Regions from separate parts of the Homo sapiens genome. Here region 1 is linked to region 2. Evidence: read pairs that join two places in POLR2A ChIA-PET (ENCODE). Cell type or tissue: PC-3. All regions are shown on one strand. Each heading gives the region's core, and the rest is flanking DNA. Links, peaks and the distances in the headings are about the cores only. Region 1 has its middle 36 kb from the start of ITSN2. Region 2 overlaps ITSN2 (intersectin 2).

Region 1 (8,340 bases), core at 74-8,073, 130 kb before region 2:
TGTGATCTTTTCTGTCTTCCCCAAGTTTGCATTTTCGACATTCAAGTTTACTTTTTAGTTAAAAGTTAAAAAAAAAAAAGACTGGGGTTTTGGGCCACGTCACTTCACCCTGACTTCCAGGCAGGGGAGGGAGACTGGCAGTTGGGTTCAGCCACGTGGACAATAATTCAATCAATTGTGCCTATTGTACGAAGCCCTAATAAAAATTCTGGACATAAGAGCTGGGTGAGTTTCCTTCTCAGTATCGTCCCCTTTGTTGATGGGAGGGGAACACAGCATGGGGATGACAGCAGCTCTGCATTTGGATTCCTGCCAGACTTCCACATACGCATTCTCTTCCTCTGGCTGGTTCTAATTTGTATCCTTTACCTGTAATAAATGTGACAGTGAGTATAATCGCTCTCTGAGTTCTGTGAGTCTTTCTAGTGAATTACCGAACCTGAGGGTGGTCATGGGCACCTCTGAATTTGTAGCCCGTTGGTCTGTACTGAGGGTGGCCTTGGGGCCCTTCAAACTTGCAGCTGGTGTTTGAAGAGCAGTCTTTGAAGGACTGTGCCCTCTGACTGTGCAGTTTGCTGAACTCCTCTGCAAGCACTATAAGAGATTTTTAGGATGAGGGAATAGACACAAAGAGGTTAGATAATTTGCCTGAAGTCATACAGCTGGTGAGTGGAAAAGCCAGGATTCGGACACAGGCATTGCAACCATCATATGATATTGAATCAGCTACAGTGTCTGGGATAAATACCCAGGGTTCATCATCTCACACCAAGAGAAGTTAGGACACAAACGCACATGAGGAATTTAGGAGTGGAGGTTTAAAAGGCAAAAGAAAGAAAGAGAAAGGAAAACAGCTCACTCTCTAGTGAGAGAGAGAGGACTTTGGAGAGGAAAAGGCTGGCAGTGGATGTGCCAGATTTTATAGTCAGGCTTGAGGATGCGGTGTCTGATTTACATAGCACTCGCAGATTGGCTTGATCAGGTATGATGTTTACATAGGGCAAGGAGAAGGCTGGCAGACCCACTCTAATCATACTATGCAAATGAACTTTCCCCTTGGCCAGCGCCATCTTGTCTGCTTCTTCCTGTGCATGTGGCTGTCAGAGAAGGGAAGATGGAGCCGCCATTTTTAACATGCTTGGCATAACTGCCAGCGTCTACGTGTGCAGCTCAATTTTACAGGCTGCTGTTAGAAAGGAAAATTATTTGGGGCTGCTTTTCATTAAAAGGAAAACCTTACCAAGGAGTTCTGTGCCCTCACTATCTGCCTAAGTAATTTCTTCTTAACTCCTGTATCAATATTACTGCTTGATCAACTTTGCAGTAGGGAAAAATACCTAACTTAGCTATTCCACAGTGTGTACATATATCAAAACATCATGGTGTACATTTTATATATATATATAAAATATATATACACAATTTTTACTTGCCAATTAAAAATGTTTTAAAAGAATACCTAATAGCACCTTAGGCTTGTTTAGAACTGTTTTTCAAACATACTGTGGCTCACAGTATGAAATCCTGTATTTTCCATGACCACTCATTAAACATAACCTCTCCCATACACACACTCCAGAAATAAAAATATGATGCACCCTGATATTTTCTTTTTTCTTTTTTTTTTTTTTTGTTGTTTTAAGATGGAGTCTCGCTCTGTCGCTAGGCTGGAGTGCAGTGGCACAATCTCAGCTCACTGCAACCTCCACCTCCTTGGTTCAAGCAATTCTCCTGCCTCAGCCTCCCGAGTAGCTGGGACTACAGGCATGTGCCACCACGCCCAGCTAATTTTTGTATTTTTAGTAGAGATGGGGTTTCACCATGTTGGCCAGGATGGTCTCGATCTCTCGACCTCGTGATCTGCCTGCCGCGGCCTCACAAAGTTCTGGGATTACAGGCGTGAGCCACGGTGCCAGGACCACTCTGATATTTTCTATTCCCAATTACTTGTATTTTCAAAATGCTAGAAACCTACCAAATTTATTTCCTATTCACTTAAGAATTTTGCACCAACAATGTGGTGTAGACAGTAAACCACATTTAGAAATGCTGGCTTAGAAATTTGCTTTAAAATGGTACTTTCCAATTATGCCTTTAAGTAAGAATAATCTGGGGAATTTTTCAAGAAAAATCCAAAACCCAGGTCCCACCAACAGAGATTTTGACTCATTTAATCTGGGATGGGGGTTGGACATCAATATTTTATGTTATTTAAGTCTCTGAGCGATTCTAATGTACAGCCAGGAGCTAAGAGCCACTATTTTAAAATATTATCTGCTTCAAAATCTTAAGCAAATGTTTTAAAGAATAAAGACATTCTTTTATTTAAAAGTGAAAGCACATGATGAAAATACGTGGCTAAAACTAGTGACCTAAATCCTTTGCAGCTCACTTTCGTTGGCTGTGATATCTGGGGTAGCATTTTGTCTAAACTGCAAGGGCAATTTTTTGAGTAGTCAGAAATAAACGTGATAACTAACTTTGTAAGTTTAAAGACATAACATTTTGGTGACCTTTCTTTTCACTTAAAAGTAATTTTATTATTAAGAAGATAAATATTATATATATAAAATATATATAATATATACTCCAGAAAATGAGATTAAAAAAGCATAGATACCTGTGTGTCTATCACTCAATTAAGAAAATAAGGTTATAATCTGACATTCATATGACTAAAAAAAAGAAAGAAAATAAGGACTATTATCATCATCTGTGTGGCCTTCTCTGTTTGCATTTCCTTTGTTTATTAGAAATAAACCCAAGGCCAGGCACGATGGCTCACGCCTATAATCCCAACACTTTGGGATGCCAAGGCATGCGGATTGTCTGAGCTCAGGAATTCAAGGCCAGCCTGGACAACATGATGAAAACCTGTCTCTACAAAAAATACAAAAATTAGCTAGGCATGGTGGCGCACACCTATAGTCCCAGCTACTCATGAAGCTGAGAGGTGGGAAGATCACTTGAGCCTGGGAGGTGGAGGTTGTAGTGAGTTGAGATCCTGCCACTGCACTCCAGCCCGGGTGACAGAACCAGACCCTGTCCCAGGAAAAAAGAAAAAAAAAAGAAAGAAAAAGAAATAAATCCTATCCTAAATATTGTGTTATCTTGCAATTCTTAGAGGTTTAACAAGTTTGTATACTTACATCATTTAGATGCATGCTTTTGGGTTTTAATTTAATGGAATCATATTCCATGCATTGTGTGCCTTGCATTTTTTTCATTCAGAAAATTCAAAATTATCTTTCTGAGATTCATCCACGTTGTCGTAACTGCTTTATTTTCACTGTTGTATAGTATTCCATTCTATAGATATGCGGCAATCTATCCATTCCATTGCTGCTGGGCATTTGTGCTGCTTCTAATGTGATGCTATCATAAATTGTACAGCTTTGATTGGATTGGTCCATGTCCCCTGATGCACATGTTTGAGGGTTTCTTTAGGACTTGTACCTGTAAGTAGGAACATCCGGTTATATGACACACACCTCTTCAACTTTACTAGCCAATGCCAAATTATTTCTCAAAGTTATTGTGTCACCCACCAGCAGATAATTATAATTTGCATTGCTCCACATTGTCAACACTCAATATTATCAGATTTTATTTTTGCCAGCCTGGTGAGTGTAAAATTGTATCTTGATGTATCATTTCCTTGAGGTTAATGAGGCTGAATATTTTTCCCTGTATTTATTGTCTCATTGGGTTTTCTCTTCTGTAAAGTCCTTGTTCTAGTCTTTGCCCTTTTATCTACTGGGTTTTCATTTTCATAACTACTTATATGTCAACCTATCACATTCTCTTAAAACAAAATATGCCACAGTAAGATGATCTTCAAATATAAGTCCACCCCCCAACCAAAAGTAATTTGTATGGAATTCCATAAAGTTTTTAGGTTATCATTTCTAAATACACAGAATAGGTAAGTTTAAAACAGGATATTAAAAATTACCCAAACAACCCACAGATAGCCAGAGGTTCCTGCTTTTTTCCATTTCAAATCTCCCTTGATACCGAGCTACATTACTCTAGGGAGTAATGTGGAATCACATGCAAGGCTCTGTGTTCACAGTGGGACAGAAACAAGGCTAGAGAAGAAAAGCTTCTGACAAAGCCAAATATTGTGGATGAAAACAGAGGAATACGATCGGAAAGCAATTTGTCAAGTGGAGTATTCTCCATGCACCTGCTTTCCTGCCAGACAGGATAAAGATTGTTACTAAAGCTAGACAAATGAGTAACACAAATAAAAAATAGAATTATCACAATGCAAATAACTATGACTTCAGTTGTATAGTTCAATAAAAGTGTTATTAAAAATCCTTGCAGTAGCGTTTATGAATATAGACAAGCTGATTCTAAAATTTATAGAAAAGGCAAAGCAACAAAATAGCTAAAACAATTTTTTTTTTTGAGACAGAGTTTCACTCTTGTTGCCCAGGCTGGAGTGCAGTAGCGCAATCTCGGCTCACTGCAACCTCTGCCTCCTGGGTTCAAGCGATTCTCCTGCCTCAGCCTCCTGAGTAGCTGGGATTACAAGCACCCGCCACCACGCCTGGCTACTTTTTGTATTTTTAGTAGAGATGGGGTTTTGTCACATTGGCCAGTCTGGTCTCAAACTCCTGACCTCAAGTGATCCACCTGCCTCCGCCTCCCAAAGTGCTGGGATTACAGGCATGAGCCACCGCGCCAGGCCAACAATTTTAAAACAGAAGAATAAAGTTGAAGGAATCATATTACCCATGTTTAAGACTCAGTATAAAGCTATAGTAATCAGGCCGGGCGTGGTGGCTCACGCCTGTAATCCCAGAACTTTGGGAGGCCAAGGCGGGTGGATCACAAGGTCAGGAGATCGAGACCATCCTGGCTAACACGGGGAAACCCCGTCTCTACTAAAAAATACAAAAAATTAGCCTGGCATGGTGGCAGGTGCCTGTAGTCCCAGCTACTTGGGAGGCTGAGGCAGGAGAATGGCATGAACCTGGGAGGCAGAGCTTGCAGTGAGCTGAGATTGTGCCACTGCACTCCAGCCTGGGCGACAGAGCGAAAACTCTGTCTCAAAAAAAAAAAAAAAAAAAAAAAAGCTATGGTAATCAAAATTGCTACCATGAATTCAGTCCTGAGTTCTAAGATAGAGGGATTTTAATAAAAGGCAGCTTTTTAATTATTTATTTATTCAATTATTTATAATACATTGCTCCCCCCTTGTTCCAAATTAAAAGATTTGAGTCACCCTATCAAAATAAATACAGTATCGAATGAATAACATACAAGTGAAAACGTAAGGGTAAAACAAACAAAGGAAGTCTAAAATTCACTTAAAACATATACAAGGCCAGGCACAATGGCTCACACCTGTCATCCCAGCACCTTGGGAGGCTGAGGCAGGAGGATCACTTGAGCCGAAGAATTTGAGACTGGCCTGGACAACACAGTGAGACCCCATTTCTACCAAAATAATTTTTGTTTAATTAGCTGGGTGTGGTGGTGCATTCCTGTAGTCCCAGCTACTTGGGGGGCTGAGGCAGGAGGATCACTTGAGCCTGACAGGTTGAGGCTGCAGTGACCCCTTATCACGCCACTGCACTCCAGCCTGGGTGACAGAGTAAGACCCTGTCTCAATTAAACACACACACACACACACACACACACACACACGCACTATCCAAACATACATACAAACTGTAAGACCCTCTCTACCCTCTGGAAATACAATGCAAATTTAGCTAAGAGCTTTCTAGCAGCCGGCTCAAAGAAAGAAGCAAAGTTGGTTGCATGTCCACAGTATTCATAAAAAAGCAGAAGCATAGGAGAAAATGTAATTTTCTGATCCTGTGAATTGAGAAAAATTTCTTCCAGTGTAGAAGAACATACCCGTGTGGGTGCAGTGAGGGTGTGAAATGTCAACAGCATTGGAGCCAGCAGCTTCAGCAATGACAAGAAATAGCATCCATCTGGCAGGGGGCAGTGGCACACACCTGTAATCCCAGCACTTTGGGAGGTCAAGGCAGGAATATTCCTTGAGGACAGGTGTTCAAGACCAGCCTGGTCAACTTGGCGAAACCCCGTCTCTATTAAAAATACAAAAAAATTAGCCAGGCATGGTGATGCGCTTCTATAGTCTCAGCTACTTGAGAGGCTGAGGCAGGAGAATTGCTTGAACCTGGGAGGTGGAGGTCGCAGTGAGCTGAGATGGTGCTGCTGCACTCCAGTCTGGGCAAAGAGTGAGACTGTCTCCAAAAAAATAAAAAAAGAAAGAAAAGAAAAAAAGAAGTACCATCACTAGCACAAACATCAACAATTTGACCCCAAGTACCCACAGCCTTTAGACAAATCAGTGAGAGCCAACAGCAGACAGGGGTGTGGCCTTCAACTGGCCTCTGAAGAAAGAAGAGCAAGATCAGAAACTTCAAGGCAATCAAAGGAAGAAAGTCACAGAACATTGGTGAGATACTGCTTATGTTGCCGAAACACCAGGGGTGCGGTCTAGGTCCTGCTGCTCGTGACACAGAAAGCCAATCACTAAGATGCCGAGTACTGCCAAGGAAGAAGGCTTTAACCTGGTGCTGCAGCCGAGGACACAGCAGCTCAATCTCAAATCCATCTCCCTGACCGACTAAAACTAGGGGTTTATATAGGAGGGAAGAAATGTAACAATGTGCAAGAAATCCAGAACTAGGGAGGGACACGGAAGCAATTATGATGAATGAGCGGTCCAGCATCTCACTGTTAGGATGTGGTGATCTGGTGAGTTTTAGTTCTTTGACACTTTTTTTGAGAGGCCTGAAGGTTCTTTCCTGAGGAAGGAACTCAGATAAAACACGCCTGTAATCCCAGCACTTTGGGAGGCCAAGGCGGGCGGATTGCCTGAGCTCAGGAGTTCAAGAGCAGCCTGGGCAACAATGGTGAAAACCTGTCTCTACCAAAAAAAAAAAAAAAAAAAGTATAAAAATTAGCCAGGAGTGGTGGCATGCACCTATGGTCCCTCTCAGCTATTTGGGAGGCTGAAGTGGGATGATGGCTTGATCCCAGGAGGCAGAGGTTGCAGTGAGCTGAGATCGTGCCCCTGCACTCCAGCCTGAGCACAGAACCAGATTCTGTCTCAAAAAAAAAAAAAAAAAAAAAGAAAAAAAAGAAAGAAAAAGAAAGTAGAGTCAAATACTTATGCATAGGGATAGTGGAGAAAAGGATATTCAATAATTAAACGCATCAGATTGAGCATATGACACTTATTTCTGTTGCCTCCAGAAACTCTGCTAAAATGAGAATAAAATTTTTGAAATGAATAAACATAGTAAAGGGGGAACGTGAACAGCAACATAGCAGTTAGAGTTCTGGCAGGAAACAGATTGGCATGCTCAAAGGAGAAATGAAGAAAATTTAATGAGGAAACTATTTACAGAGGTGTGGGCAGGATTAAGAGAACCAAAAAGAGATGCTAAAGTACCCAGGCACTAGCAACACTGGGAAGCTGTCACCATCCCTAGGCCTCAAGGGGCAAGTGGAAAGAATAATTACTGTAACCTGGTAAGAACTCCAGGCATAGGAGAAAGTCACCCTAGGGGAGCCATGGAGTTAGGTACAAGTTTTCTGCCACTACCAACACAGCAGCCTCCAGGGAAGAGGCACATAAAAAGGGGGCACAGCAATGGCAATAAATGCGCTTACATCTATTATTCTATCCCCTCCCACTCTGCATTCTTCTTCCAGTCACTCCAGTTAGCTGAATCGAACTGGATGCCAAAAATCAAAGGAGTGCAAGTCCATAGGTGTTATCTTCTCAGGATACGGAGCGGGGCAGAAAAATATGGCTAATGGATGTGGAGGGACAAAACACAGAACGAACACAGGTGCAGACAAGCAATGTCAGCAGATTTCTGGAAGATAGAAATTACTAGTGTTACTCAAATTATGAAAGCTTAAAACCAAGAGTATGCTAATGAGAAGAAAACTGATATTGCCAGAGGATCTTGGACATGCTCAGAATTTGGAGGCACCAGGTATCTCTAAAGGCAGAAATTCATGTTACAGATGAAAAGAGAAGGATCCATTGAAAAACCTTACATGGCTCACTCAGACCCCTAGAACTCCATTTTTCTTTTCTTTTCTTTTTTTTTTTTTTTTTTTTTTTTGAGACAGAGTCTTACTTTGTTGCCTACCCAGGCTAGAGTACAGTGGTGTGATCTCAGCTCACTGCAACCTCTGCCTCCCAGGTTCAAGCGATTCTCCTGCCTCAGCCTCCTGTGTAGCTGGGACTACAGGTGTGCACCACAACACCTGGCTAATTTTTTATATTTTTGGCAGGGACAGGGTTTTGCCATGTTGGCCAGGCTGGTC
Region 2 (8,340 bases), core at 97-8,096:
TTACCAAAGCACGTGGACCTAGAGAGGAGAAATGCTCTATTATCTAAGCAAACAAAAAAGACTTTTTGAAGTAATAATATAAAAAGTAGACTGGGCGCAGTGGCTCATGCCCGTAATCTCAGCACTTTGGAGGCCAAGGAGGGAAGATTACTTGAGGCCAGGAGTTCCAGACCAGACTGGGCAACATAGCAAGACCCTGTCTTTATAAAAAAGAAATTAAAAAGTTGGCTAGGTATAGTGGCATGTGCCTGTAGTGCTAGCTACTTTGGAGGCTGAGGCAGGAGGATCACTTGAGCCCAGGAGATCCAGGCTGCAGTGACCTGTGATTGAACCACTGTACTCTAGCCTGGGCCATAGAGTAAGACCCTCTCTCTTTAAAAAAAAAAAAAAAAAAAAAAGTAGGTTGTTTTTCTAGAAGCATTTCCTATTTCCACAGCAACAATGACTAAACCCCTGAAACAAAGATTAGATAGGACAGTGGGAATAACAGCTGGAAGACAGTTCTTGTCAAATATCTGGAGAGAAAGGAAGGAAACTTAGATGTAATTTTTAGATTTATTTGCTGAATGGTTCCATTTCAACCTTTTTCTTTTTTTCTTGAGTTTGGAGGTTGGTTAGCAGGAGGGAATTTTTGGGTGTGGGAAATTGTCAGTCATACACCCCAGTGCATCCACTAATCAATCCAAAGCTTCCAAAGCTTTTCTTGATTGATTGATTGATTTGTTTTCCTTTCACCTCTGATCTCAGCAGTTTCTCCCCACCCCTGTACTAATACTTCATTGCTAGTTCTTCACCTTGACAGGAACCAGATCTTAGTATGTTTTTATTTAGTGTAAAAAATTTCTAGGACATTATACAAACTCTTTTTCTTTTATGTAAAGGAAAGCAAAGCAAGGAAAAGAAAACTTATGGAAAGAAAATCTTAGAAAGGAGGAAGAAGAAAAACAAAAGCGACTCCAGGAAGAAAAAACACAAGAAAAAATTCAAGAAGAGGAACGGAAAGCTGAGGAGAAACAACGTAAGGATAAGGATACTTTGAAAGCTGAGGAGAAAAAACGTAAGGATAAGGATACTTTGAGACAGTAGAACAAATGCAACAAGAAAAAAATGACCTGATAAGAGACAAAAAAAGGGAAGAAAATTAGAAAGATACTAATTGTAGAGTCAGAAAAAACCTTTTTATAAATTAAACTTGGATAAAAAGCAGTAGGCTTATTAAAACAGACTGAAATCTTAACACAGCAGTAGAAATCTTAGCACAGCAGGAGAAAAGAAGATAGTTACTACTGATTGTGAAAAGACTCAGACATGGTTTTCATAATTGAAGTAAAATAGTTTTAAATATTTTATTCAACCACTATAACTAAGCTATTTATTTTAATGAAACAACAGTAAAATTTTGATACACCTCAGTCCATTTCCACAATACTTTTAGTAGTATTGTATCTCTTTTAGATACATGAACCCTTTGAATCATTATTAATGATACAGTTTGTTGAAATTTTATAAGTTAAAACATTCTAAAGATGAACAAAGTAAACAATTTTATTCTTATCAAATTCAGTATATTTGTGTACTCTTCCACTGTTTTCCTTTTAGAACCATTCTGATAGATGTATAGATTTTTCTTCAGCCATCCCTGTTAACTTGCTATTCTTATCTTTTGAGACCCCCCTTTTTGTCCTTTACTTCCCTGTTATATTCAGACCTCCACAGATCAAACCAAGCCTCTCTTTGCTTGGTCTCCTTCCACTTTGTACAGCTCAGCCTGGCCCCCACTCCTGCACTTTCCTTTCTACCCATGTGTGTGCTTCATCCCGCAAGTCATCTCTTTGTTTTGCTGCCTCCTACCTTACTTAAGATGAGCATCCTTGTTTGCTTTTTTATTAGATGACTAGTCAAGATACTGAAATCCTAGCAAGTCTGTATCAAGTGGATTTTCATTGTAGTATTTGGTGCTTGATTTTTTCTTTTAGGTTTTAGAGCTCTTTATTGAGTCATAGCAAAGATGTATACATGTAAGTTGCAAATAATGACAATTGTCTTCTCTTTAGGTGAGACAGCTAGTGTTTTGGTGAATTATAGAGCATTATACCCCTTTGAAGCAAGGAACCATGATGAGATGAGTTTTAATTCTGGAGATATAATTCAGGTAGGAAATGAATTTTTTTTTTAATCATGAATAACCTAAATACATTGTAATATATTAGTTTCTGTAGTAATGTTGACCATTAATTTCATATATTTACCTTTGTAAAATGTTTCTTAAACATTACCTCATTTGGACTTTACAACATACTTCAGAGCTGCATAGGACAGTTATTATTACTAACTAAGTTCTAGCCAAGGAAGCTTAAACTCACACAAGTTGTAACTGTCAGCATTGCAGTGCCAGAATGGGATGCAGTTATGTGTTTTTTTATTTCCAAATCCAGCGTTGTTTCTGCTATGCCATACAGCAACTGTTAAAAGAATTGAAGGAGTTAGATTCCACAGCCCTAACTGGATACAGGCAATTTGTTCCTTGGAACGAAAGTCTTTATTGTGTTATCACAATCCATATAAAATACATGAATAAGAGAAGATCCCAGGAGTAGTGTTTGATAGAGCCAGTAGGACATAATGGAAAGAGTACAGGCTTTAGAAGCACACAAACTTGGATTTTAGTCTCTGCTTCTGTTTTCTTCTTGTTAAACTAATGTTAACCAGAGTATCTAGCCAGAGTATCTAGCCAGTGCCTCTTTCCCCCGCTCCCCCTGCACTGTCACCAGTTAGTGTGATTTATCAGTTAGGTGGCAAATGTTTAATGATACTAGGGAAAAAAATTTACCAAAACGCTAGCACCCAAGATAAACCCTAAACACACATTCCTGCTCTTGCCATTGCCGCTATTAGTAGTACCGGAGCTGTGCCCGAGCAGGGGGAGAGGTTTGTTCTACAACCAGCCCAAGTCCACTGTCTGCTCTTCCTACCATTCCTCCTCTCCTTGTTGGTGATGGTGTCTGGATGAAGAGATACAACCAATCTCTGGGCGTGTTTGGTCAAGAGTTTACTTATATTTTTGGTTATATTTTTTATTTATTTCAACAAATATTTTTTGAGGGCTGACTATGTTAGACTAGGGATTTAGTGAATAAGACATTATCTCTGCTCTTAACACGCTTGTAGGCTAATGAAAAAGCGTGACAACCTAAAGCAGTAGAGGAAGGAAGGTAAGGAAAAGGTTGTAGACTGCTACCAGCTTTAGCACAGACCTCTCCCATGGTCAGAGAGCCATTCTGGTGGCAGTGACAACAGAAACATAAAGTTAGCTGTGTGTCTTGGGTGCTTGTGTACTCTGCTGAATCATTAACATGAAGTATTAGTCATGAGTTACTACTGTCAGTCATGAGTTGCCTGATTTGAACAAATTGGTTAATGATGGTGTCATTTCCTAAGAGGGAAAATCAGAGGGGGAATATATAAGTAGAATTATGAGTTCAGTTTTGTATGAGTTTCAGATGTCCAGGCAGTAGTAGTTGGATCTCCAGAGTACCTAGAGAGATGTCAGGCAGCGGTCTGGGCTGAGGATGTAAATCTGGATGTCGCCAGTGTGATGTGATGGTGTTGGAAGACATGAGAGTAATGGAGCTCATCCAGGGGAGTAGTAACGTGAGAGAGAAGAGGATTGAGGATGCAGTTCCTGAGAAACATGGACACTGAAGGAATTATTAGAGGAAGTGGAGCCTTAAAAGGAGTGACTAGTAGTAGGAAAAAAAAAAAAACAGGAGAGTTTAATGTTAGGGAACTTTGAGAAGAGTGATCTGCAAGTGAAATAAAACAAGGACTAAAAAAATTATTAGATTAGCAATAGCACAGGTGTTGTTAACTTGAGGACAGCAGTATCAGTTAAGTGGACTAGTAGAGCGAGAAGCCAGATTTCAGTGAGTTGGAATAAATTGGAAGAGAGGAAGAGGAGACAGTGAATATATAAAACTCTTTGAATGAGCTTGGCTTTGAAAGGGAGAAGGAGAGAAGGTAGTAAATAATGAGAAATGTGGGTTGAGGGAAGTTTTTTTTTTTTTTAAAGTTGGCTGAAGCTTGAGCAAGTTTAAATAATAGTAGAAAGGATCTGCAGAGAGGAAACAGGTTAATGATAATGGAAAGAGTATAAATAACTGATAAAGATTGTTTTTTCTTATTAAAGTATAATTTATATATAGCAAAGTGTACAACCATAAGTATACAGCTCAAAGAATGTGTACACATCTGTGTATCTGTGAAGCCCCCCTCAGATCAGTGTGTAGAACGTACAGCATCAGGAAGGCACTTCATGTTCCTTGTCAAACCTCCCTGTTCTGACTAATAGATGGAGATGAGGAAGATTCTTGAAAAGGCTAGAAGGCTGGAATCTGGAGCCCTGGAAGAGAGTGGTAGAAGGATTGAATACCTTATCCTTTGTCATTAGAGGGCAGGAAGAAAGGGTGGGAGGGATTAAAGTAAATTTTGCTGAAGTAGAAGATGAAGTCAGGTCCCAGGACTTCCAAATTCCCGGTAAGATAGGAGGCAAGGTCTGATCAACTTAATGGATGAGGGTGTTACCGGAGGTTTCATTGAAAGTGAAAAGGATTAGAAATTCCACTGAGTCTTGGCCACATTTTCGATGACAAGCTGAAATGTTTTTCTAGCCTTCTAATCTGTTAATGCTATTTTGCTAACATTAATTAATAAGTAGTTAAGAAGAAGTAATAAGTAGTTTTGCTAGGCCTGTGAGAATTTATATAAAATGTTCAGTTTAACTCAGTATGTAAATTAACAACTAAAAATTAATTACAACTATAAATGACAGATGTGAAAGAGATTAAAATTGACCTCTTACTAAAACAACTTGGCCTAACTACAGAATAAATGAACGAGATTTTTCTTCTTGATTAGGTTGAAAACACTAGGAAAAAGTGTATCTAGAAATTAATACTTTTAAAAGCTTTTGGCCAGGTGCAGGTGCACACCCATAATCCCAGCACTTTGAGAGGCCGAGGCAGGAGTATCACGTAGGTACTGGCGTTAGAGACCAGCCTGGGCAACATAGGAAGACCCTGTTTCTACAAAAAGTAAAAAAAAATTAGCGGGGCTTGGTGGTGTGCACCTGTAGTCCCACCTGCTGTGGAGACTGAGGTGGCAGAATCACTTGAGCCCAGGAGGTCAAGGCTACAGTGAGCTGTGATTGCACCACTGCACTCTAGTAGCCTGGGTGACAGAGTAAGACCCTGTCTGAAAAGTCAGCCAGCCAGCCAAGTCCGTCAGTGAAGGGAGGTAGAAAGGAAAGTAGGAAGGGCATGTAAGTAAATGTGGTAAATGTGTGTGTGTGTATGTATGTATGTACATATGTGTACCTATATATAGCCAATACTCATAGCTTACGGTGATTCCTTTCCTTAAGACCATACTTTTTTTTTTTTTTTATACTTTAAGTTCTGGGATACATGTGCAGAACGTGCAGGTTTGTTACATAGGTATACATGTGCCATGGTGGTTTGCTGCACCCATCAACCTGTCATCTACGTTAGGTATTTCTCCTAATGCTTTCCTCCCCTAGTCCCCCACCCCCTGACAGGTCCCGCTGTGTGATGTTCCCCTCCCTGTGTCCATGTGTTCTCATTGTTCAACTCCCACTTGTGAGTGAGAACATGTGGTGTTTGGTTTTCTGTTTCTGTGTTAGTTTGCTGGGAATGATGGTTTTCAGCGTCATCCATGTCCAAGACAATACATTTAAATCAGGTACAATGCTGAGCATTTTGCAGCATTGAAATACTTTGGTTTGTGTAATTCCTCAGGGTTTATTGTATTCTTGTCTGAATTTATATTGCTCTGGCTTAGCTATTTTATTTTATTTATTTATTTATTTTTGAAACTGGGTCTCAATCTGTTACCCAGGCTGGAGTGCAGTGGCGGGATCATGGCTCACTACAGCCTCGACCACCCGAGCTCACGCCATCCTCCCACCTCAACCTCTTGAGTAGTGGAGACTACAGGCACACACCACCACACCTGGCTATTTTTTTTTTTTTTTTTTTTTGTGGAGATGGAGTTTCTCACTATGTTGCCTACGCTTGTCTCAAACTCCTGGCCTCAAGCAACCCTCTTACCTTGGCTTCCCAAAGTGCTGTGATTACAGGCATGAACCACCGTGCCTGGCAGACTTAACTATTTTAAACTAGTCTTAAACTAGATTTACAGGATAATATTTCATAAGTGTTTGCTTTCATTCTAACTATTTTAGAACACCATTTTATGGGAGCTACATTACTGTGACATCATACAGTTTAGCCATAGCAGCTCTGGTTTAGGAGTTTTCTAAATATTTCATTCATGATGTAATAAATAGCCAGACATATAACATTAAAATGAGAATTATTTACCATAAACATAAATGAAGTTGCCCTAATAATCCATTTATTACTAATTAAGCTTTAAGTCTATTGTTAATCAAATTTAGAATAATCCATTCAAGTTAACATTTGTTGAGTTTGTAACCATGTGCCTCTGGTGACATACAAAAATGAATAAGGAGACCACAGTCTAGGAAAAAAAAGAAATGTGTATTACTGTACAAAATATAACATGATAAATTTCAATACTAATTTATATGAGTAAGTACTGTGGGAACCCAGAGAATGAAGGAAAAACAACCAAATAGAATTGGGGAACATTTTTCCCAAGGATAGGATGGAGGAAGGCCTTGAAGGATTATGCCTTATATTTGCTTAGTGCTTTACAGTTTCCAAAGCGCCTTCATAAATATACTCAATTTAATTCTGAAAGATACCCTAGAGGAGGGCAGCACAGGTATTTCCCCCCAAATTTGTAGATGACAAAGCACACAAGATAGCATTCATTATCTTAACGAAGGATAACCAGGTAGCATGGCTAAGACTGAAATGTGGTTCTTTTAACTCTCAAGTCTGTAGTATTTCCTCTAAACCATGTAATATTCTGGGCAGAAGAGAATACCTTAAATAAAAACATTGAGGCTTGCATGTGCCAGGTGTTTTTAAAGAATGTCATATAACTATTTGCCTAGAATATCGAACAAATGGTAAGAGATGAAGCTAGAAAGGTAAGTTGAAACCTGACAAAGAAACTGTAATTTCAGAGTATTCAAATTCTACACTAAGAAGTTTGAACTTTTAAGAGCTTTAAACTAGAGAGACAACATCTGCTAGGAGAAAAATCCTAATGGGTCTAAAGTGGCTTACCATAGAGTAAAAGGCATCAAGATTGGAAAAGGAGAAGACAGACTGTATTGATTTGCAGAAGACATGATAATCTATGTAAAAAGTCCCATAGAATCTATTAAGCTACTAGAACTATTTAAATGAGTTTAGCAAGGTTGCAGAATACAAGATCAATATAACAAAATCAGTTGTAGTTCTGTATAGAAACGATGACTATTCAGAAATTGAAATTTAAAATACCATTTACAATTGCATAAAAATATGAAATACAGATAAAACTGATAAAAGATTTGCAAGACCTGTTTATTGAAAGTTACAAAGTTTTATTGAGAAAAATTGAAGTCCGAAATAAATGGAAAGATATATAGTGTTCATGGATTGGAAGATTCAGTATTGATAAGAAGTCAGTTCTTCTCTTAAGTCCTGTGTAAACAAATTTTTTAGAAAAAGATAAGAAGTCTGTTCTTCTCAAATTCTTACACAGACTCAAAGCAATTTACATCAAAACTTTAACAGGCAGCCAGGTGCTGTGATCCACATCTGTAACCCTAACACTTTGGGAGACCAAAATGGGAAGATTGCGTGAGACCAGGAGTTCGAGATCAACCCGGGCAGCAAAGCAAGACCTCATCTCTACAACAACAACAAAAATCTCAGCAGGCTTTGTTTTTTTTTTTTGTTTCTTTTTGTTTTTGTAGCAAATGACGAGATGATTCAAAAGCAAAACAACTTTGAAAAGGGAACAAAGTTGGAAATCTTTTAGTACCTGAATTTAAGGCTTATTATAAAAGTTACAGCAGTCAAAACAGTTGTGATATTAGCATCTAGACAGGAAAATAGATCAATGGAACAGAGTAGGTAAATAGATTCATGCTACGTGTGTTTGTGTGTGTGTGTGTGTGTGTGTGTGTATAAACAACAGATTTTCGACAGAGGTGCAAAAGCAACTCAGTGGAAAAAGAACAGTCTTTTCAGCAAATGGTATTGGAACAATGGATATTCATATGCAAAAAAATGAATTTCAATTTGTTCCTTGCAACATATACACAGATTAACTCAAAATAGGTAAAATATGATGTCAAATGTGAACCTATAACTGTAGAATTTCTAGAAGAAAACAGAGAAA

What was found. ChIA-PET counts read pairs that join two places held together with the same protein. Peaks named below come from ENCODE experiments on the same cell type or tissue, not always from the same donor. Only the 100,000 strongest peaks of a DNase experiment are listed, where the experiment ranks them.
Region 1: POLR2A ChIA-PET joins it to region 2 with 13 read pairs; 3 of 35 experiments call an interaction of 5 or more read pairs at or near these places.

The regions. Positions count from the first base shown.
Region 1 is chr2:24,392,271-24,400,610 of GRCh38, reverse strand. No RefSeq gene overlaps it. Among named protein-coding and RNA genes, the nearest start is that of ITSN2, 36 kb to the right of the region's middle. RefSeq lists enhancers at 1-450, 857-1,151. In PC-3, for the core only: no CTCF peak of the experiment used is centred there; no DNase peak of the experiment used is centred there.
Region 2 is chr2:24,264,483-24,272,822 of GRCh38, reverse strand. It overlaps ITSN2 (intersectin 2), which reads left to right. Exons shown (of 40, transcript NM_006277.3): 19 at 882-1,057; 20 at 2,055-2,152. Among named protein-coding and RNA genes, the nearest start is that of ITSN2, 92 kb to the left of the region's middle. In PC-3, for the core only: no CTCF peak of the experiment used is centred there; a DNase peak (open chromatin) is centred at 3,352; H3K27ac peaks cover 1,573 bases.